Regions from separate parts of the Homo sapiens genome. Here region 1 is linked to region 2. The links are chromatin loops, found by intact Hi-C in ENCODE. Cell type or tissue: A673. All regions are shown on one strand. Each heading gives the region's core, and the rest is flanking DNA. Links, peaks and the distances in the headings are about the cores only.

Evidence for each region. Hi-C counts contacts between places; a loop is a spot of excess contacts. Peaks named below come from ENCODE experiments on the same cell type or tissue, not always from the same donor. Only the 100,000 strongest peaks of a DNase experiment are listed, where the experiment ranks them.
Region 1: a loop joins it to region 2, with 19 times the contacts of the local background. A loop is called at or near these places in 1 of 110 quality-filtered maps.

The regions. Positions count from the first base shown.
Region 1 is chr9:36,924,405-36,934,549 of GRCh38, reverse strand. All of the region lies in intron 6 of PAX5 (paired box 5), which reads left to right. Among named protein-coding and RNA genes, the nearest start is that of MIR4476, 36 kb to the right of the region's middle. RefSeq lists enhancers at 4,750-4,889, 5,419-5,468. In A673, for the core only: no CTCF peak of the experiment used is centred there; DNase peaks (open chromatin) are centred at 5,159 and 5,659; H3K27ac peaks cover 2,269 bases.
Region 2 is chr9:37,378,331-37,388,475 of GRCh38, reverse strand. LINC01627 (long intergenic non-protein coding RNA 1627) reads left to right here. Exons shown (of 3, transcript XR_002956875.2): 3 at 4,030-4,109. LOC124902153 (a long non-coding RNA gene) reads right to left here. Exons shown (of 3, transcript XR_007061478.1): 2 at 6,204-6,299. Among named protein-coding and RNA genes, the nearest start is that of LINC01627, 11 kb to the left of the region's middle. RefSeq lists enhancers at 2,490-2,990, 7,850-7,919, 9,995-10,145 and a silencer at 5,975-6,024. In A673, for the core only: a CTCF peak has its summit at 2,078 (motif pointing right); DNase peaks (open chromatin) are centred at 2,105, 4,145, 4,475 and 4,845; H3K4me3 peaks cover 649 bases; H3K27ac peaks cover 3,980 bases.

The sequences.
Region 1 (10,145 bases), core at 2,652-7,651, 450 kb after region 2:
TAACTGTAGATTCATATGCAGTTGTAAGAAATAATACCGAGGACTCCTATACACCCTTTACCGAGTTTCCCTCCACAAAAACATCTTGTAAAACTATAGTACAATAAATTGACACTGATAGACATTGAGTCCAAGATACAGGCTATTTCTACCACTGCAAGGATTCCTCCTGCTGTTTTTTCAGTAGACATTTTCAAAGTATTTATTTATGAGTCTAGCACTGGGGACTCAAAAACTGAAACGCAAAAGGCCTGCCCTCCAGGGCTTTATTCTGATCTCTCTTCTGGGCTTTCTCACAACCTTGTGAGGTAGGTCACATATCCCCCTTACAAATGAGAAAAGGTACCAAGAGTGAGAGGTGCCTGGCCTAGTTTCACACAGCACAGACTTGGCCGTGTCAGGCTTGAAGTCTGTCCTCCTGGCCCCAGACCCGGTGGAATTCCTCAGCCACGCTGCCTCCCCTGGTTGCTGTCAGGCCTCTGGATTCGGGGACCTGAGGTCAAACGGGCAACATCTTCACCAGCCCACAGAGGGAACCTAAGCCCTTCCTGGGGCCATATCAAGGAGAACCCCATTCCACACAGTGAGGACCCCATCTTGGTGGGCACAGACATTAGTGAGTCAGAAGGGCCCCAATGGATTTGGTCCATCTCCCTCATGACAGATGGAGTCACTGAGGCCTGGCAAGGGGAGGGTCTGGCCCTGGTTGCATGGGAGTCCAGGGCAGAGCCAGGTCTCCAGGTCCCTTGCCACCCCATCTGATCCATTGTAATCAAGGCAGAACTACTCCTTAACATACACTTTGCCAGGTGGAATTTTGTGTGTCCAGGTTTAAAGAACGCAGGGCATTCCTCCTTGCAGATTCAGTGCTCTTTCCCCAGCTGGAGGAGGATAGTGGGTGTGTGGCCAGGGCCCTTCATGGAGGAGTGTCTGAGCTGTACCTTCAGGGGTGGCAGTAAAGTCCCCTCCAACTCTAACTCTGCTTCCAGGTAGGGGACCAGTGCTGCACACGGGGTGGGCAGCAGGGCTCCCCTCTCTGAGCTCTAGTTCTGCATCTGTCCACATCCCAGGACTCCCGGGGCACCACGGACCTGCAAGGACTTTGCAAACTGGAAAGTGCTAGGCAGGCAAGAGGACTTAGACTTCTTGTGTTTGGAACTTTGGCATCCCTGAAGATGCAGGGATGATGGCTTTCAAGGAGCAGGGCAGGGCACCAGGAAGAGGAGGCGAGAGAGTAAGCTCCTGGCTGTCCTTGGCTTCTTGCGTTCTCTCGTTATTTCACAGGTATTTGTTGGATGGCTGATGAGCGGTGACAGGCGGTGCCATGAGTCAAATATGTGTGGTTTAACTTTATTTATTTTAACTATGGAGACTTTCTTTCTTTTTTTTCCTTTTTTTTTTTTTTTGAGACAGGGTCTCCCTCTGTCACCCAGGCTGGAATGCAGTGGTGCGATCTTGGCTCACTGCAAAGTTCGCCTCTGGGGTTCAAGCAATTCTCCCACTTCAGCCTCCTGAGTAGGTGCCCACCACCACAGCCTGACTATTTTTGTATTTTTAGTAGAGATGGGGTTTCATCATATTGGCCAGGCTGGTCTTGAACTCCTGACCTCAGGTACTCCACCTGCCTCAGCCTCCCAAAGTGCTGGAATTACAGGTGTGAGCTACCGTGCCCAGCCATAATTACGGAGACTTTCAAAGTAGACTTGGAGTAATTTAATCAGCCTCCAAGCACCCCTCCCCCAGATTCAACTCATGACAATTGTTGCACTGATATCCCTCCCCCGACACACTCCACTTATCTTTTAATGGCTTTATTGAAATATAATTTTTATATCATAAAATTCACTCATTGTAAGTGCATGAATCAATAGTTTTTAGTAGATTTAAGGAGTTATGCAACTATCACCACAGTTTGGTTTTGGACTCGTTTCATCACTCCAGAAAGATCCCTCATGCTGGTTTATAGTTAATCTCTGATCCCACCCCCATCTCCAGCCAATCATGGATCTGTGCTCTGTGCTTGTAGATTTGCCACTTCTAGCATCTCTATGGGCTATCCTATATGTCTGGACTTTTTCACCTAGCATAATGCTTTTGAGATTCATCCATGTTGTAACATGTATCAGCACTCCACCCCTTTTCACTGTTGAATAGTATTCCATTGTGTAGATATACCACATTTTATTAACTGCACTTTATTTTTCGACAAACTTCAGACATTATGTCACTTCACCTGTAAATATTCTAGAATGAATCTTTAAAAGACACAATCTTTTATTATTTTTTTGAGACAAGGTCGCCCAGACTGGAGTGCAGTGGTGTGATCAAGGCTCACTGTGGCCTCAACCTCCTGGGCTCAAGTGATCCTCCTGCCTCATTCTCCAAAATAGCTGGGACTACAGGCATGCCACTATGCTTAGCTAATTTTTAATTTTTTTGTGGAGATGGGGTCTTGTTATGTTGCCCAGGCTTGTCTCAAACTCCTGGCCTCAAGTAATCCTCCTGCCTCAGCCTCCCAAAATGCTGGAATTACTGGTGTGAATCACAGTGCCTAGCCAGACAAGACCTTTTAAAAAGCATAACCACACCACTATCACATCCACAAAGTTAGCACATCCATTCATGTCATCAAATACTCAGTTGGTGCTCACATTGCCAATTGTCTCATTATATGTTATGATTTTTTTTTTTTTTTTTTTGAGACAGAGTCTCACTCTGTTGCCCAGGCTGGAATGCAGTGGCTCGATCTCGGCTCAGTGTGCAGCCTCCGCCTCCTGGGTTCAAGCAATTCTCCTGCCTCAGCCTCCTGAGTAGCTGGGACTGCAGTCACATGCCACCACGGCTGGCTGATTTTTTTATTTATAGTAGAGATGGGGTTTCACCGTGTTGGCCAGGCTGGTCTTGAACTCCTGATCTCAGGTGATCCGCCCACCTCAGCCTCCCAAAGTGCTGTAATTACAGGCGTGAGCCACCGCGCCTGGCCATGTTTTTTGTTTTTTGTTATTTAATGATTATTTATTTTACAGTTTGTTTGAATCAGGGTCCACATTGTGACTATCGATTTGTCTCTAAGCCTCCTTTAACCTACAGGTTCACCATCTCTTGTTCTTGACTTGCCATTCATTTGTTGAAGAGGGAATCTAGACTTTGTCATGTGGCCAGTGATAGAGGCAAAGAGCATCAGCAGTGGAAGGAGACTTAGAGATCCTCCAGTGAAGGTCCTCAGACAGGTGGGGAAGCAGAGGCCAGTGAAAGGAGGGGCTTGCAGACCCCTTTGCCTGCTCAGCCTCAGTCGCTGGAGCCAGGCTCTGGAGACACCTCTCACCCACTCCAGCTTCTGTCCTCCTTCTGGGTAGATGTAGAGGTGGGCAGGTGTCTGGTCCTTCAGAATGGGAATGGTTGGCCTGGCTCTGGCCCAGCTCCCAAGGGATACCTGTGGCCTGGCGGTGAGCCTACAGGAGCCCAGCAGGTGACAGGGAGGCCTCCTGGCCCCAGGTGGCCATCTGAGGTGACCAGCCCTGCAGCCTTGCCCCATGCGCTGCCCTCTTTTGTGCTGCCCTCCTTCTCACGTGTCTGTGTTTCTTTTCTCCTCCATGCTATGGCAGTGGTGCCCCGTGCTGATGAGACAATACTTGGTGCAGCCCCAGGCAGTCCTTTTCCAGGTAATTTCCTAGGGACCCAAATGATGCCCAGTGCACACTCTCCTGGGGCACGTGCCTCCTTGAGTCCCTTGCTAGAATTCCTGAACCTCTCATATTGCTTAGTTTCCAAAGTGGTGTCCCTCTCCTTACCCCTCAGATTCTCATGATCGTCGAGGTAGGCAGGCAGCTAGGGACTAGAATTAAAATTTCATTTTACTCATGGTGAAAATGAGATTCATAGAACTGGCCCAGCTCACCTACAGCCACACAAGTGAGAAAGGGGCAGAGCTGGGACAAAAACCCTGTGTTATCACTCCTAGTTCAGTCTTTTTTCCCCCACTGGGTCAAAGGCTATCAATGATGCAGATAAAAATGAACTAAGGGCCAGGCGCAGTGGCTCACGCCTGTAATCCCAGCACTTTGGGAGGTTGGGGTGGGTGGATCAATTGAGCTCAGCAGTTCAAGACCAGCTTGAGCAACATGGTGAAACCCCATCTCTACAAAAAATTAAATAATTAGGTGCTGGGTGTGGTGGCGTGTGCCTGTAGTCCCAGCTACTTGGGAGGCTGAGGTGGGAGGATCCCTTGGGCCTGGGAGGTTGAGGCAGCAGTGAGCCATGATTGTGACACTGCACTCCAGCCTGGGTGAGAGAGCAAGACCTTGTCTCAAAAAAAAAAAAAAAAAAAAAAAAAGGACATCCATCCCTATCCCTGTACCTCAGTTTTTCTATGTTGGGAAAGATGACCCTGACTGTCCTTCTATTATAGTTCTGATATTTCAGAGGACAAGCTGTTCCATCATCTAGAACATGGTGTCTGTGAGGATGGTGCACACACCTTGAGCTGGTGGTCTTGACCTTGAGGTCTTATAAGAGTCTGTGGCAGCTGGGTGTGGTGTCTCATGCCTGTAAATCCCAGCACTCTGGGAGGCTGAGGTGGGTGGATCATCTGAGGTCAGAAGTTCAAGACCAACCTGACTAACATGGTGAAACCCCATCTCTACTCAAAATACAAAAATGAGCTGGGCATGGTGGTGGGTGCCTGTGATCCCAGCTACTCAGGAGGTTGAGACGGGAGAATCACTGAAACAGGGAGGTGGAGGTTGCAGTGAGCCGAGATTGCACCATTTCACTCCAGCCTGGGCAACAGAGCGAGACTCTGTCTCAAAAAGAAAGATTCTGTGGCAGCAGGCAGAGGAAGTTTTATCCCAATGGTTGCATTGCAGTGGGAAATCTGTGAATTGCTGACTTCAGTTCATTTCTGTTCCTGGGTCATGGTCAAGGACAGCACCAGGGTGCCCTGATGAAGAGGGAGAAGAAGCCTAAAATGACATCCTAAGAAAGAACCCCAAGGGCTCAGAAAAAGTAGGAAATGTAGAACACAGCTGTTGCCTGTGATTCTTAGGGGCTGGGGTTGGCGGGGGCAATGTACCCAAGTATGTAGGTGCACCAACACACTTACACATCTGTGACTGCGTGTGTACCTCTGCACCCCGCCACTCAGCCTTTGGCTTCGAAAAAACTGAGAAATGGAAGTAGAATGCCGTTGTTACCAGGAAAAGAGGCACCAGGAATTCCTTTCCTCTTCTCTTTCTTTCTCTCTCTCTCTCTCTCATCCATCCTTCCTTCCTTCCTTCCTTCCTTCCTTCCTTCCTTCCTTCCTTCCTTCCTTCCTCCTTCCTTCCTTCTTCCTTCCTTCCTTCCATCTTTCTTTTTCTGTCAGTTCACCTTTCCCAGCCTTCACTTTCACAAAGAACTTGAGGTGGCCTGCAAAATAAGCAAGTATGTGTATCTAAGTTAAGTTTGGAAAAAAAGTTCAGAAATTACATAGAGAAAAGGGGAAGATCATTGTGGCAGGAGCCAGCAATGATGTGCTTATGGTGGTTGAACACTGAATTTGACCGAGTTTCCTGGCAGTCAAAGCCAAAAGAGACATGCAGTGGTTTCCAGTGTTCTTGTTGTTTAGTCAGAGGCAGATTAATGACTCACCAGGGGAAACACTTTACTGGTGTTGAATTGTAGGAGGGATTGATAAGGAATTTGAATATTCTAGTGGGCAGTGTCCCCAGAGGTTTTAAACAATCTTCTTTTTATGGCTGTTTTCTTTTTTTGCCTCGTAAAAGTGTTGAATGCCTGATATTCCATCAGAGACTGGTGAAAGCACCACCCAGGGGCTTTAATATGTTGGATAGGGATGTGGCTTTCTGGTGACCTGACTCGATGTGGGGTAGAGGTGGAAGGAGGGAAGGGGATGTTAGCGTATCACTTAGTGCTCTTGTTCAAACACTTCCCAGTTAATTTTTGAGTGTTGTAGCTCATAACATGCTACTGAACCATTATTCATTCATTCATTCAACAAGCACTTAGGGGGCACTAAGGATGTTCCATGTTCCACACTGTCAAGGCAACCTGGAGGGAGATAGACAAACAGCCACTCTACATGGTGATAATGGAGGTCTGTGCAAAAAGCCACCAAGTATGGAAGCATAGACAAGGGAGAGATTGTTTCTTTGTAGGAGTGTGGAGTTCAGGAATGGCTCCACCAAGGAGGTGACATGTGAACTGGGTCTTGTGGATAATGTAAGAGTTCTCTAAGTCACGGAGTGAGAGGGACCCTCCAGGCGGAGGTAGGACAGTGTCTGGAATGGCTGAGGAGCTGTGGTGTAGCAATGTTCCAGGGAACCCAAGAGATTGGGGAGAATGCAGTTGCCTTTAAAAATCACGGACACCTCAAAAGGACAAACGGTGATGAGGACTTAGGGAACAATTAAACACCAAAACTAAATGACAGCTTCCCCTGGCTCATGCAGGAGCAGAGTAAGAACTGAGGGAATCCCACCAAAGAAGAGAGGCTGGGCTCTGGGCAAGCCCTGCAAGGTGGTTATGGTGAAAGGCCCAGATATCTGGGTGCAGTGGCTCATGCCTGTAATCCCAGCACTTTGGGAGGCCGAGGCAGGTGGATCACTTGAAGCCAGAAGTTCAAGACCAGCCTGGCCAACATGGCGAAACCCTGTCTCTACTAAAAATACAAAAAATTAACTGGGTGTGGTGGCATGTGTCTGTAATCCCAGCCACTTGGGAGGCTGAGGCAGGAGAATCGCTTGAACCCGGGGGGCGGAGGTTGCAGTGAGCCAAGATCGTGCCACTGCACACCAGCCTGGGTGACAGAGCAAGACTTTGTCTCAAAAAAAAAAAAAAGAAAAAGAAAAAGGAAAGGCACAGATGGTGAAGTGCAGCTAAGGACTCGTTTCCAAGTGTCCCGCCGTCCCCCAGGGCCTGGCTTATAGGGAGGTTTGCTTTGCTTTCTGGGAGCCAGTGGTGGTTGGATGCCTGGATTTTCGGACCTCCCGCTGCATGTATAACATAAGTTGAAGATTTCTTGTCTTAAAAAGATGATCCAAACCTAACTTTTGAAGTGGCTGAACGAGCTTTGTTTGATACTGAATTTGTTGACTAAAACAAAAATCAAATAGCAACATAAGCCTCTTCCATCTGGAAATTAAATATGTAAGGGGCAGGATATATCCCTGTTGACCACCCTTTTTGTGGTTCTTTTAAACCCAGGTTGGCTCTGCTTTCTTGGGGGAAGTAAAGGCATTCCCTTGCAGACCCAGCAGCCCAGCCCATGTCAGAGAGAAGAGGCTGAGGTCTAGGAATGTGCCAGGCCCCAGGGTGGGCTGGGGAGGGGTGCAGGGATGCTGACTCTTGGCTGGGATGCTGCCTGGCCCTAGGAAGAGCACTCCTTCCTTCATTCACCCAGTGTTCATTGTGCAAGCCCTTCACAATCGAGTTCCAGCTAGTCTACCATTCCATCTTTCCCCTTTACGCTTGCACCCCCTCTAACTATTGCATGTGCCCTGTTTCTGGGTCACTCTTGTCCTATTACCTCTGAGCCTGACTTCGGCTGTTCTCAGTCTTGGGAGTTAGGGATTGTTCACTCCCAGGTTAAATACAGCCTGCACCAAGAAACCCTTCCTGACCACTTCACGCCCCATATACATTAATGACTCTGTGCTCTTGTCCCTCTTGGATGGAATTTCTGGGCCAATGTGTCTTCTCTTGGTGTTTGTGGGTGAGGGTCAAAGAGTGTGTCTGGTCTTCACACATCATGTTGCACACAACAGGGCTCAGTAAAGGTTGAACGAATGCACGCCCACCATTCACTAGGGCATTCGGGAACACAGAGAGGAGGGCGGAACTGGGACCTACCCCTGGGGGCCCAGAAACTCTAGAAGATGCCATCTAGGAAAAGACCCTTGTCAGAGGCATTTTGACCTGCCGTCTTTGCACACAGCAATGAACTGAAGGAGTTGCTTCCAGTGAGTGGAATTCTAAATTCATGCCCGATTCATTCTCAGAAAATTAGGAGGCTAATGCCACGACCAAGTCTTGTTCTACAGAAGAGGAAGTCTAGACAGCAACCTTTTTCCAATAGCTCTTGCTGCATGGAATGAAGCAGTATTTTCCAAACTTTGCTGGCTGTAACCTAGATCAAGAAGTACATCTTAATCTCTACCTCGTACACACATACCCACTGACATGGGAAACAAAGATTCACAAAACAGGACTTATCCTTTCTATGTGGGAGACCCTTGGATATTTTTTTTTCAGTTTCATTTATAAAAATGTTGGGACCAGCAAGTTGATTTCACTGTGTTTTAATGGATCAGGTACTGAGAGTATAAAGATCATTAGGGTCATTGTCAAGGTTTTGGAGTCAGAAGGACCCAGGTTTGAATCCTGGCTTGGGCACCTAGAAGCTGTATGAACTTAGTTAGGCAAGTCATTCCTGCGCTATCATAAAAGCCTCAGTTTCTTCATCTGTAAAATGGGGATGTCATAGAGCCTGCTTCAAGGGGTGACTGTGAGGATTAAATGGGATAGTACAGCTAAAGCTCCTGGTACAGAGTGAATGCTCAGTGAGTGTGAGATTTTGATGCAATTGTGAAGACTGTGGTTGTTATTGTTCTGGCACCACTTGGCGGGGCCAGCAGAATGAGGGTGGGACTCACACTTCCTGGGGAATGGTGGTTATGAAAGACTTCTTGGAGGAGGAGGCACTGAGACAGGGCAGCAGGATGACTGGGTCCCACCACTAACCCCACAGTGAGCAGGAACTCTGCGTGAGCATCCCAGGCCAGAAAAGGCACTCTTCCTTCCATGAAGGGCAGACTTGTTCCCAAGGATTTTTGGCTGGACCTAGAGCTCGCCACGTTGGATGCCTTTGCCTTCCACATTTAGGTCTCTAATCCACCTGGAATTGATTTTTGTGTCTGGTGTGAAGATCCAATTTCTTTTTTCCCCTGTTTCTGAATGGATAACCAGTTACCCCTGCTCTGTTTATTAAAGAGTCCATCCTTTCCTGCTGATTTGTACACCATCTCCTTCATATATCACGGTTCCATATGTGCACGGACCAGGGTCTGGACTGGATTCTGTTTCATTGGCCTATTTATCTACCCCTGTGCCAATACCACCCTGTCTTAATTACTGTAGCTCTGTAGCGATTCCTGATGCCTGGTAAGCCTGTCCCCCTGGCCTTGTTCTTCTCCCTTAGAAGGACCTGGGCTTGCTTTGGGCCTGTGCTCTTCTCCACATGTTTCAGAACCAGCCTTTGATGAATGAGGATCAAAGAGCCCTGGGGAACTCTGGACATGCTGTCCTCAGCACGAATCATCTAGAGCCTGGGCCTGCAGCACCTCCTGGACTCGCTGCTGCCATCACCCCCAGTCAAAACTTTAGCTGCCCAGGAAGTAATCTCTGATTTGAAGGGAAAGACACCAGGAATGTGCCTGAGTCCCAGCCCCTTCTGCCTGCCACCCAGTGGCTCCTTTGGTTTCCCTCCCAGTGGCTCAGTCCTCATCATTTTACTCAGGGTGCCTGCAGCTCCTTCCAGAAGACTGCTTGCTTCTGTGTCCCTCCCTGACAAGGACATAACCCTGGACCAACATGGGTGTGTCCTCCATCAGCAATGCCAGCGTCCTGGAGGAAACTCCCCACATAAAATCTTCACATGCACAAACAAATTTGTTGGCTTAAGTGTTTGCAAATTCCCTCCTCCCTCCCTCCCTTTCTCTCCCTTCCTTCTTTCTTTCCTTCCTTCCTCCCTCCCTCCCTCCCTTTCTCTTTTCCTTCCTTCCTTCCTTCCTTCCTTCCTTCCTTCCTTCCTTCCTTCCACCTCTTTCTTTTTTTTGACAGAGTCTTGCTCTGTCACCCAAGCTGGAGTACAGTGGCATGATCATGGCTCACTGCAGCCTCGATCTCCTGGGCTCAGTCGATCTTCCCGCCTCAGCTTCCCGAGTAGCTGGGACTACAGGTGAAAGCTACCACACCTGGCTAATTTTTGTATTTTCTGTAGAGACAGGGTTTCACCATGTTTCCCAAGGTGGTCTTGAACTCTTAGATTCAAATGATCCACCCGCTTTGGCCTCCCAAAGTGTTGGAATGACATGCGTGAGCCACTGCACCCAGCCGCATATATTTTCTTTACCTGAAAATAGGCCCTG
Region 2 (10,145 bases), core at 1,659-6,658:
GGGGAGGATTTAATAAAGGTAGAAATGTCTCAGGACAGTAAAATCAGGAACCTTCAGAAATGGTGAAGAGATGCAGTGTTAATCCCTTCAAGAACTGAGGTGAGGGCGGGGCGCGGTGACTCACACCTGTAATCCCAGCACTTTGGGAAGCTGAGGCAGGAGGATCATTGAGGTCAGGAGTTCAAGACCAGCCTGGCCAACACAGTGAAACCCTGTCTCTACTAAAAATACAAAAATTAGCTGGGTGTGGTGGTGTGCACCTGAAATCCCAGCTACTCTGGAGGCTGAGGCAGGAGAAAGGTGGAGGCTGCAGTGAGCTGAGATCCTGCCACTGCACTCCTGGGCAGCAGAGTGAGACTGTGTCTCAAAAACAAACAAACAAAAAAAAGAATTGAAGTTAGATACTTTTAAAGATTTTTGAATATCAAAGCAACTTTTGGTCTGATCCGGTAAACTGACTGAGCAAAGCAACAACTTTAAATCTGTGTCACCTCTTCAAGCGTGTCAAGTGCCTTCAGAGTTTCCTAGGAGAGTACTCCTGGTCACAGATTACTTTCGCCTGTTGGTAGGGTGATGCCCTGAGGAGAGGAGAGGGGCAGGAAGGCTGGGGGAAGTTGAGGGCCCGGCTGGAGAGGAGTGTGGGCAGGAGGGCCTCGCTGAAGAGGAGTGTGGGCAGGAGGTCCTGGGTTTCCTTCCAAGTGCCAGGTGAGCTTGCTCCTGACTCTGAGACCCCATTCCCTCTCCCCCTGGTGGGGTTCCTCAAGAGAAAATGCCACTGCACTTCTGTGAAGTGGGCAGTCAGGGCCCTGGGCACTGGAATGGGTGACGTGCCCAGAGCAGAGGGCTCAGCGGGGCTCCTGAGTTGGCATCAAGACTCAACAGAGGCCGGGCACGGGGGCTCACACCTGTAATCCCAGCATTTTGGGAGGCCAAGGTGGGCAGATTGCCTGAGTGCAGGAATTCAAGATCAGCATGGACAACATAGTGAGACCCCGTCTCTACGAAAAAAACCATAGCTGGGTGTGGTGGCACTCAACTGTGGTCTCAATTACTCAGGAGGCTGAGGTGGGAGGATTGCTTGAGCCCAGGCGTTCGAGGCTGCTGTGAGCTATGATCGCACCACTGCACTCTAGCCTGGGCAACAGAACTAGACCTTGTCTCAAAAAAAAAAAAAGAAAAAGAAAAAGAAAAAAAAGACTCAGCAGGGCTGTCCCCAGGGCAAAGCCAAGGGCCAGTGAGGACGTCATGGGAATGCAGCGTGATGAAAGAGAACGTTTTCTCTCAGAGCTGCTCGAGAAACATGGTGCAGCCACTGTGGGAAACCAGATGGCAGTTCCTCAAAAAATTAAATGTAGAACTGCCATATGGTCCAGTAGCTCCGCCTCTGCATACCCAAAATAATTGAAAGCAGTGGCCGGCGTGGCTCATCACTGTAATCCCAGCATTTTTGGGAGGCTGAGGTGGGGGGATCACTTAAAGCCAGGAGTTCGAGACAAGCCTGGGCAACACAGCAAGACCCTGTCTCTACAAGAAATAAAAAGATTAGCTGGGTGTGGTGGTGCCCACCTATAGTCCCAGCTATTCAGGAAGCTGAGGTGGGAAGATTGCTTGAGCCCGGGAGATTGAGGGTGCAGTGAGCTATGATCGCACCTTCTCCAACCTGGGTGATAGAGCGAGACCCTATCAAAAAAAACCCCAAAAAACAAAAACAAAAACAAAAACAAAAAAAAAAAGCAGGTTTTTTTTTTTTTCTAATACAGAGTCTCACTCTGTTGCCCAGGCTGGCATGCAGTGGCATGATCTTGGCTCACTGCAGCCTCCGCCTCCTGGATTCAAGCAATTTTCCTGCCTCAGCCTTCTGAGTAGCTGGGATTACAGGCGCCCGCCACCATGCCCAGCTAATTTTTGTATTTTTAGTAGAGATGGGGTTTCACCATGTTGGCCAGGCTGGTCTCAAACTCCTGACCTCAAGTGATCCGCCCGCCTCAGCCTCCCAGAGTGATGGGATTACAGGCGTGAGCCACATGCCCTGCTAAAGCGGGTCTTACATAGGCGCTTGTACACCAGTGTTCACAGCAGCATCACTCACAATAGCCACAAGGTGGAAGCCACCCAACTATCCATCCACGGCCAGATAAATGGATAAGCAAAATGTGGTGTGTACAAGCAATGGACTATTATTCAGCCTTAAAGAAAAATGGGAATCCGGACATATGCTGTCACAGGGATGAACCTTGAGGACATTATGTTAAGTGAAATAAGCCAGACACAAGGAAAAAAAAATACTGTGTGATTCCACTCACATGAGATGCTTACAGCAGTCCAGTCCAATTCATAGAGACAGAAATGGGGGTGGTGGTTGCCAGGCGTTCAGGGGAGAGGAGGAATGAGGGAATATTGTTTAATGGGTAAAGAGTATCAGTTTGGGAAAAAAGTTCTGGAAATGGATGGTGCTGATAGTTGTACAACAATGTGAATGTGCCTAACGCCACTGAACTGTACACTTAAAAATGATTAAAGTGGTAAAATGTAGGTTATGTATATTTTACCACAGGAAAAAAAAAAGCTGTTCAACAGTGACTTGGGCTGCCTTGGGAAGTAGTGACCTGTCCATTAGTGGAGGTGTGGAAGTGAGGCTTGGACACTTGCTGGACGCTGGGGAGGTACGCGAGGATGAGGGAGAAGAGCAGAGGGTCATCCTGTGATTTGGGTCAGGATGGGGATAACAAGAGTGGTTGACATTTTTTGAGCTCTTATTTGTGTGCTGTGCCCTGAGCTAAACAATTCACGTAGATGGTCTCTTTTTCCCCTGGAGCCACTGAGGCAGGGTCTGTGTTATCCCACAGACTGACAAGGCCACAGCCCTGGTGGGCATCAGTCATTGCCACCTGCCCAGATCCCCTTCCAAGAAGGACGTGCTGCCCAGCAGCTGGGCAGGCGGTCAGCATACGGCCTTAAGTGACCAGCCCTGTAGGACAGCCTCAGCTGCTGAGATCACCCAGCCTGAGGTCACACCCTTCCCAGGGCAGCCCACATCCAGCCACTGATCTGCATGGGGGTACAAAGGCCTGGCCGTCTCTGCATGAAACTCCACGTTCAGAACTTTTTTTTTTTTTTGAGACAAGGCCTTGCCCTGTCGCCTAGGCTGGAGTGCAGTGGTGCAATCTTGGCTCACTACAACCTCTGCCTCCCGGGTTCAAGTGATTCTTCCATCTCAGCCTCCCGAGTAGCTGGGATTACAGGTGCACACCACCATGCCAGGCTAATTTTTGTATTTTTTGGTAGAGGCGGAGTTTCACCATGTTGGCCAGGCTGGTCTCGAACTCCTGACCTCAAGTGATCCGCCTGCCTTGGCCTCCCAAAGTATTGGGATTACTACAGGCATCAGCCACCACACCCAGCCCACATTCAGAACTTTTGAAAGGACATTCGGGCTTCCAGGTGTCCCCTGAGGTTGGCCCCATTGTTGCTCAGCCCGCATGGCAGCTAGACTTTCCCATTTGCCCACTCCTGCCTCTACCCACCTTGCCCAGGTGCTGATGCCAAGAGTCCTCTTCCATAAACATCCATGTCAGGGGCTCGGGAGCCTCACCTGCAGCGTTTGTTTAGGCCACTCCTCTGAGTGACGGTGGAGCTGGGGCCAGGGGAGAGAGCCTGACCTGTCTTGGACAGAGAGAAGCTCTGCTAACCCTCAAGAGGGCCACTCAGGGCTTCTTGGGTGACCTTGGTCCCCAGTACTCAGCCAGTCTGAGGACCCAGAGCCTTGGAGACCAGGGGCGAGTGTGCCTTGGGCTTCTGTTATCCCCATTGCGCCTGCCTAATAGCAGAACCACACCACAATAACACTGGAGCTAAATTCTAATAGCTAGCCCCACCCGTTAATGGCCTCTTATACATTTAAATTGGGTGTGATCCTTTGGGAACTGTAATGTTATTCATGGAGATTGTGTCGCCTAATTTGAATACAGAAAACTGTACTTAAGAGATACGGCAGCTCAGATGGTTTCTTCTTTCCCTCCTCCTGTCCAGCTTCTCAGTTCGGCTTGGCTGAGGGTACACTGTGTGCCAGAGAAGCATAAGGGCCGCTGCCACCATTAAGTAGAGAAAAGAATGCGGAACAGCAGGGCATGGTGGCTCACACCTGTTATCCCAGCACCATGGGAGGCCCAGGTGAGGATCGCTTGAGTCCAGGAGGTCGACCAGCCTGGACAATGTAGTGGGACCCTGTCTCAAAAAAAAGGAAGGAAGGAAGGGAGGGAAGGAGGAAGGAAGGAAGGAGGGAAGGAAGGAAGGAAGGAAGGAAGGAAGGAAGGAAGGAAGGAAGGAAGGAAGGAAGGAAAGAAGGAAAAAATGCAGTGTGGAAGTCAATTGAAACCAACAAAAAGTCAGAATTCCACTGTGTGACTTCAGCAAATTACTTAGCCTCTCTGAGCCTCGGTTTTCTTGTCTATAAGTGACAAGAGTTTTAGTTCTCCTGCTGTGGGAGGACTGCATGTCAGTGAATACACAGAGAGCACACAGCATGGGGTACTCAAGTATCAAATATTTGAAGTATTGGCTGCAAAAATTCACAAGAGTTATTTGTTTGGACCACCTCGATCCTCATGTTTTTCAATGTAAATAACAATAGAAAGATTGGCAGGCAGGTTGTTTTTCATTTTTCTTTTTTGTGTTTTTGAGACAGGGTCTGCTCTTGAATACACCAGCAGCCTTGAACAAGATGTTCACGGCGGCTCGATTGGTGGGGAGGGGGTTTGCCCAGATGTGCAACAGTAGGGAAGGCTGTGGAGGAAAGTAAGGAACTCCAGCTGCCTGCAGAGAATGTGACACTGCCATAAGACCAGGAGAGTGGCGGGGCCCCTGTGAGGCTCCAGAACTCAGCGCCTGCTCCCTCTTTCCTGGTGGAGGAGCATCCCTGCCCCGACAACACACACATCACACAGGAAGTGGGGCTTTTCCCTACAGAAAACCTGGCTTCAGACCTAGGTAGCTCTGGATAACCAGGACAGAATCACATCTGAGCTGGAACTGTCCCCATCTAACCCCACTGCTCCCCACACAGAGGGGACACTGAGGCCCAGTGGGGGATGACTTGTCCAGGGACACACGGCTGGCCCAGAACTTGGGTCCTGGCCTCTGTCTTGGGCCCTTCTCTGACCAGCTGCCTTTTCCACTTCCTTGCAGCTGGCAGGAGGTGCCTCCTTCTTTGTCCAGAAAGAAGAAAGAGTGGCTGCTTGGCCCGGGGGCTGTCAAAGGGCAAACCAGGTCAATGGTCCCACCCGGCCCACAGCGTCAGAGGTCCCCCACGAACGACTTGGCTGAGGCATCCCTCCAGGGGTGGGGATTGGCCCCTCCATCCTCATGGCAAGCATGCTAATAGGCCTCCTCCTATCACTGCCTCCTGTTTCTTGGATGGGATAAACTGTTTGGCCTTTGGACAAGATTACTTTTGCACCAAACAGGATTGTTATCACTTAATTGAAAATAATTATCCAATGCAAATTGAGTTCAACTTATCTAGCTGGAAATAAAGAAGTGAGTATTTTGGGTGGTTTCACTGCTGCAAAGGCAGGTATTTTAAGCAAATGAAAGTAACGAGATGCAGGCTGTGTTTTCTGCAGGAGGCCCTGGGAAATCTGGGGGCCTTTCTTGAGTTGGCCCCTATGGCCGGGAAGTCTGGGTCACCCCCTTGTCCACATCAGCGGTTGTTCTAATGAGTCTGTACTGGGGGAGAAGCTCTGACAGAGCCGGAGGCCGTGGGGGTGGCTGACTGTGGCAGGGGTGCCTATAATCCCACACTGTGGTTCTGTCCCTGTGGAGCTTATCTCTTCAGACACAGGCCCTGGCCTCCTCCAGAAACAAGAAAAAAGTGTAGGGGGAAGGAGAGAGTGCTCTTAATGTAGGTCTACTGTGGGTGGCCACGTCTCCTCCTCTGTGTCCTTTACCACAGGCACTGTGCCCTTCAACCATCCAGGTACCTGAGCCAAACCAAGTTCTCTGAGGCTCTCTCCGTCTTGCCCACTCACTCGACTGGCCGCTAACTCCATTTGCTTACTTAAGTATTTCTTGGCTTTGTTAATTTCTTTCCACGCCCACTGTATCAGTTGCCCATTGCTGCAGCAATACTGCGTAACAAACAGCCCCAGAATCTCAGTGGTCTGCAACAACAGGCGTTCCTTCTCAGGGCCTGCAGCTCTACTGACCTTGGCTGGGCTCACTCAGGGGTTGGCAAGCTGGTGGGCATCTCTGCTGTACGTGTCCCTCATCCTCCTAGGGTCCACGGCCAAGCTGGACAGGTTCTTCTCATGGTGATGGCAGATGCATGAGAGGAAAAGTAGAAATATGTAAGGTCTCTTACCATCAGCTCTCAGACCTGGTATCAAGACTCATCTGCCCCATTCCATTGATCAAAGTAAGTCACAAGACCAAGCCCAAAGTCTCATATAGCCAGAGTGTGGATGCAGGGAGGTGGAAGAATTGGGACTAAAATTCACACCTACTACTGCCACCACTGACCTTCCTGGGACCTCCAGTCCTGACGTCCCCACTGGAGTCCTCACCTCTGGTCTCAAACTCTCTGATCTATTCTCCATAGAGTAGTTAGTTTGCTCCTTCTAAAATGCAGACCTGAGCATATTACCTTTCAGCTTAAAAATCCTTACAATCCTTCTTTCATGTGGGGGTCTTATTCCTGTTTTCTGAGAATAATTGAAATTCAATTGTAAAATTACTCTTTTTAGCAATACCCTAAGGAGCCTATGAAAGATGCCAACAGTACAGTTATTGTGGTGGCCCCTCTAATTGAGTGGCTCTGGTTCTCCTTGTTTCTAGGGGCAGCCCTGGCTGTGCGTGCTCACACATGGCAATGCACGGGAGATCTGCAGCCCGGACAGGAGCTGGAGCACGTGGGAAGGACATGAGGCAAATGCTCAAGGACTCGAGAACAGCAGGCCCCAGTGGTGGGAGGGGCACCCTTTGAGCACTGTTACATGGGAAGGCCATGGCACGGCGCCAGGCTCATGGCAGGGACTTTATTCTCTTCCAAACTCCAACCATGAATCCACCCAGGTGTAAACCTTCTACAGTAAGCCAATTGTGCCTACTGAAGCTCTGTAGACAAGTGCTGCTCAAAATGTCACCTGCAGACCTGTGCTGCTCTGCAAACGCTTGGTTAGATGTCCATGAAGGGGAATAAGAAGCTCGCACTGGAATGTACGTTACTGTCACTCAGCGGGCTATTTAGTCCTGCTGACTTTTTCCACAGCAAGACTTTCTCAATAAAGGAAGCAGGTCACTGATTTACTCTCTGGGGCAAAAGCTGCTTAACTCATGGTAACAAAGTTTGTGGCCCAGCTACTTTCAGGCTGCTTCTGGGGACACTAACCTGAGGTGTCCAAGCATCTCTGAGTGGTACCCAGGGAAAATTATGAAGGCATTAGGCAAAAGCTAGTAGTTTAAAAAATCATAAACGCTATAATAATAAAAAATGAGAGGTTACCTCAATATAAAAAGAGATAAGTGGTTAAATAAGTTATATATGTCCTCTTAATGTAGTTGACAGCACTTATAAAATAAGAGGTTGAGGACTTTATAACGGGACGAAGAAAGGCTTAGGATATGACAGGAACTTACAACAGAAGTATGATATAAAATGGTGTGAGCAGCCCCCACGAACACGTAGAGAAGATATATGTGCTCACACTCACCTACTCGGAAGGAAATGCACAAAAATACAAATAGGGGATTTGTTAGGGTGACGTAATGATTAAGTTTTCTTTTCTTTTCTTTTTTTTTAATTTGAGACAGTGTCTCACTCTGTCGCCCAGGCTGGGGTGCAATGGCGCCATCTCAGCTCACTGCAACCTCTGCCTCCCAGGTTCAAGCGATTCTCCTGCCTCAGCCACCTGAGTGGCTGAGACTACAGGCGCCCGCCACCACGCCCGGCTAATTTTTTTCATATTTTTAGTAGAAACGGGGTTTCACCATGTTGGCCAGGCTGGTCTTGAATTCTTGACCTTAGGTCATCCACCTGCCTCGGCCTCCCAAAGTGCTGGGATTATGGCCATGAGCCACCTTGCCCAGCCTATTTTTCATACTTTTGGGATACAGTTCTGTTACTTTATAATGAAAACAATTGTACGCCTAGTAATAAAATATTTCCACCATCCATCCAGATGGTACCCTGTATTTCAGTGTTTCATTAGATTCCCACATTTATACATTAAACAGTCATTAATTCAGATACACAAATTCAGGGTTTATGATCACTCATACCCCTTCTTCCCTCCCTTCTTCTCTTTCTCCCTCCCTCCCCCCTTCCCTGCCTCCCTTTATCCTTTCCTTCTCTCCCTCCTTTCCTCCCTCCCTTCCTTCCTCCCTTCCTTCTCTCCCTGCCCTCCTTCTCTGCCTCCCTCCTTCCTTCCTTCTTCATTCAGTAAACCTTTAGGGAGCACTCCCTAAGTGCCGGTCCAGGCACTGCAGGGCAGCAGTGAGAAGCCATCACTCCCGGGCCTCACTGGAGGCAGCTGGGGCTCATCCTTGCACTCTCTGTAATTCATCTCACAAACATCTGCCCACTTTGCTCTGTGACCCAGCCTAGAGGACAGAGGCAGGTTCCCACTGTCCAGCAAGAGAGAAGACAGATGCATATCCAGGACACTTTTCATCTTCAGAAATATTGGCTAAGAGCTTAAAAACTTAATACATTCCTGTAACAAATTCAAACACTGCTTCATATGAAAGCAAAATCAACTTGCCAGAGATAAGCAAGAGGAGCAGTTTGGTGTGTATTCTTCCAGATTTCTTTCTATGAATATGCAAAGACATATTTCTTTATATAAACATTTATAAATTTATATTATGTAATATAGAATATATCAACATTTATATATTTATATTAGGTAATATAGAATATATAAATATAGGACAGGTGTGGTGGCTCACGCCTGTAATCCCAGCACTTTGGGAGGCTGAGGCAAGCAGATCACTTGAGGTCAGGAGTTCGAGACCAGCCTGGGCAACATGGTGAAACCCCGCCTCTACTAAAAATACAAAAAATTAGCCAGACGTGGTGGCCAACACCTGTAATCCTAGCTACTCAAGAGGCTGAGGCATGAGAATCGCTTGAACCAAGGAGACAGAGGTTGCAGTGAGCCGAGAGCGTGCCACTGTACTCCAGCCTGGGTGACAGAGAAAGACTCTGTCTCAAAAAAAAAAAAAAAAAAAAAAAATATATATATATATATATATATATATATATATAAATTTATTTATATGCTCTCTCTCTACATATGTATACACACATACATTCCCAAACATCTATATACGTGTCTTTATAAATCAGGCAGTTTTATTTTCATTTTTAAATAAAGTTCTGCAACTTTAGTGTTTGTTGTTCTGAAGCAAAGCATACAAATGTGTGAAGTGCTGGGAGCCACAGAGGACAGTGCCAGTGCCAGTGCCGGGATGAGGTGGCCCCGAGGGTGGGGTGACTGTGGCATCCTTACTGTACCCCTCGCTGGGACGGCATGGTCTCCCCCAAGGCTTCACTGAGGTGGCGCTGCAGCCGGCCGCTGACCATGACAGGATTTGGCTGGGCAGAGACGGGAGAAAGGGGTACCGGGGGAAGACAGGGCAGAGTGAAGGCCTCGGGTGGGAGAGGCGGCCGTGCCCTCGGTGGCGCATCCTGCACGTGGAAAGCCTCCCCGGATGGTGGATGGGCCAGTGGCGCCCAGACTCATGGCTTGATTCAGGCACATCCCTTTCTCCTGCCTTCCTTTGGAGGTCCCACGCAGTGGCCCAAAAGCATCCGGAACCAGCCACATTGTGGGGAGAGAAATAATCACTGGGGTCCCGATTCATCATGGAAACAAATGCTGTACTTGAACACTAAGGAGAGAGTTGCATTTGCAGAGTCCGTGTTGTTTATGCCGTGAGAAATGACTTCATAGGCTGAAGGGTGGGGCTGGATGGGGCTGGATGGGGCTGGCCGGGTCTCAGTGTCCTCTGCCTATTCATTGTCTAGGGGGCAAGCCAGCCACAAGTCCACTTCCACATTGACAACTGTTTTCAGAAGATGAGACGTCTTTACATGTGGGAATTTACCTAATGCTAATCTGGATAATTAAGAAAAACCCAGCCAAAAT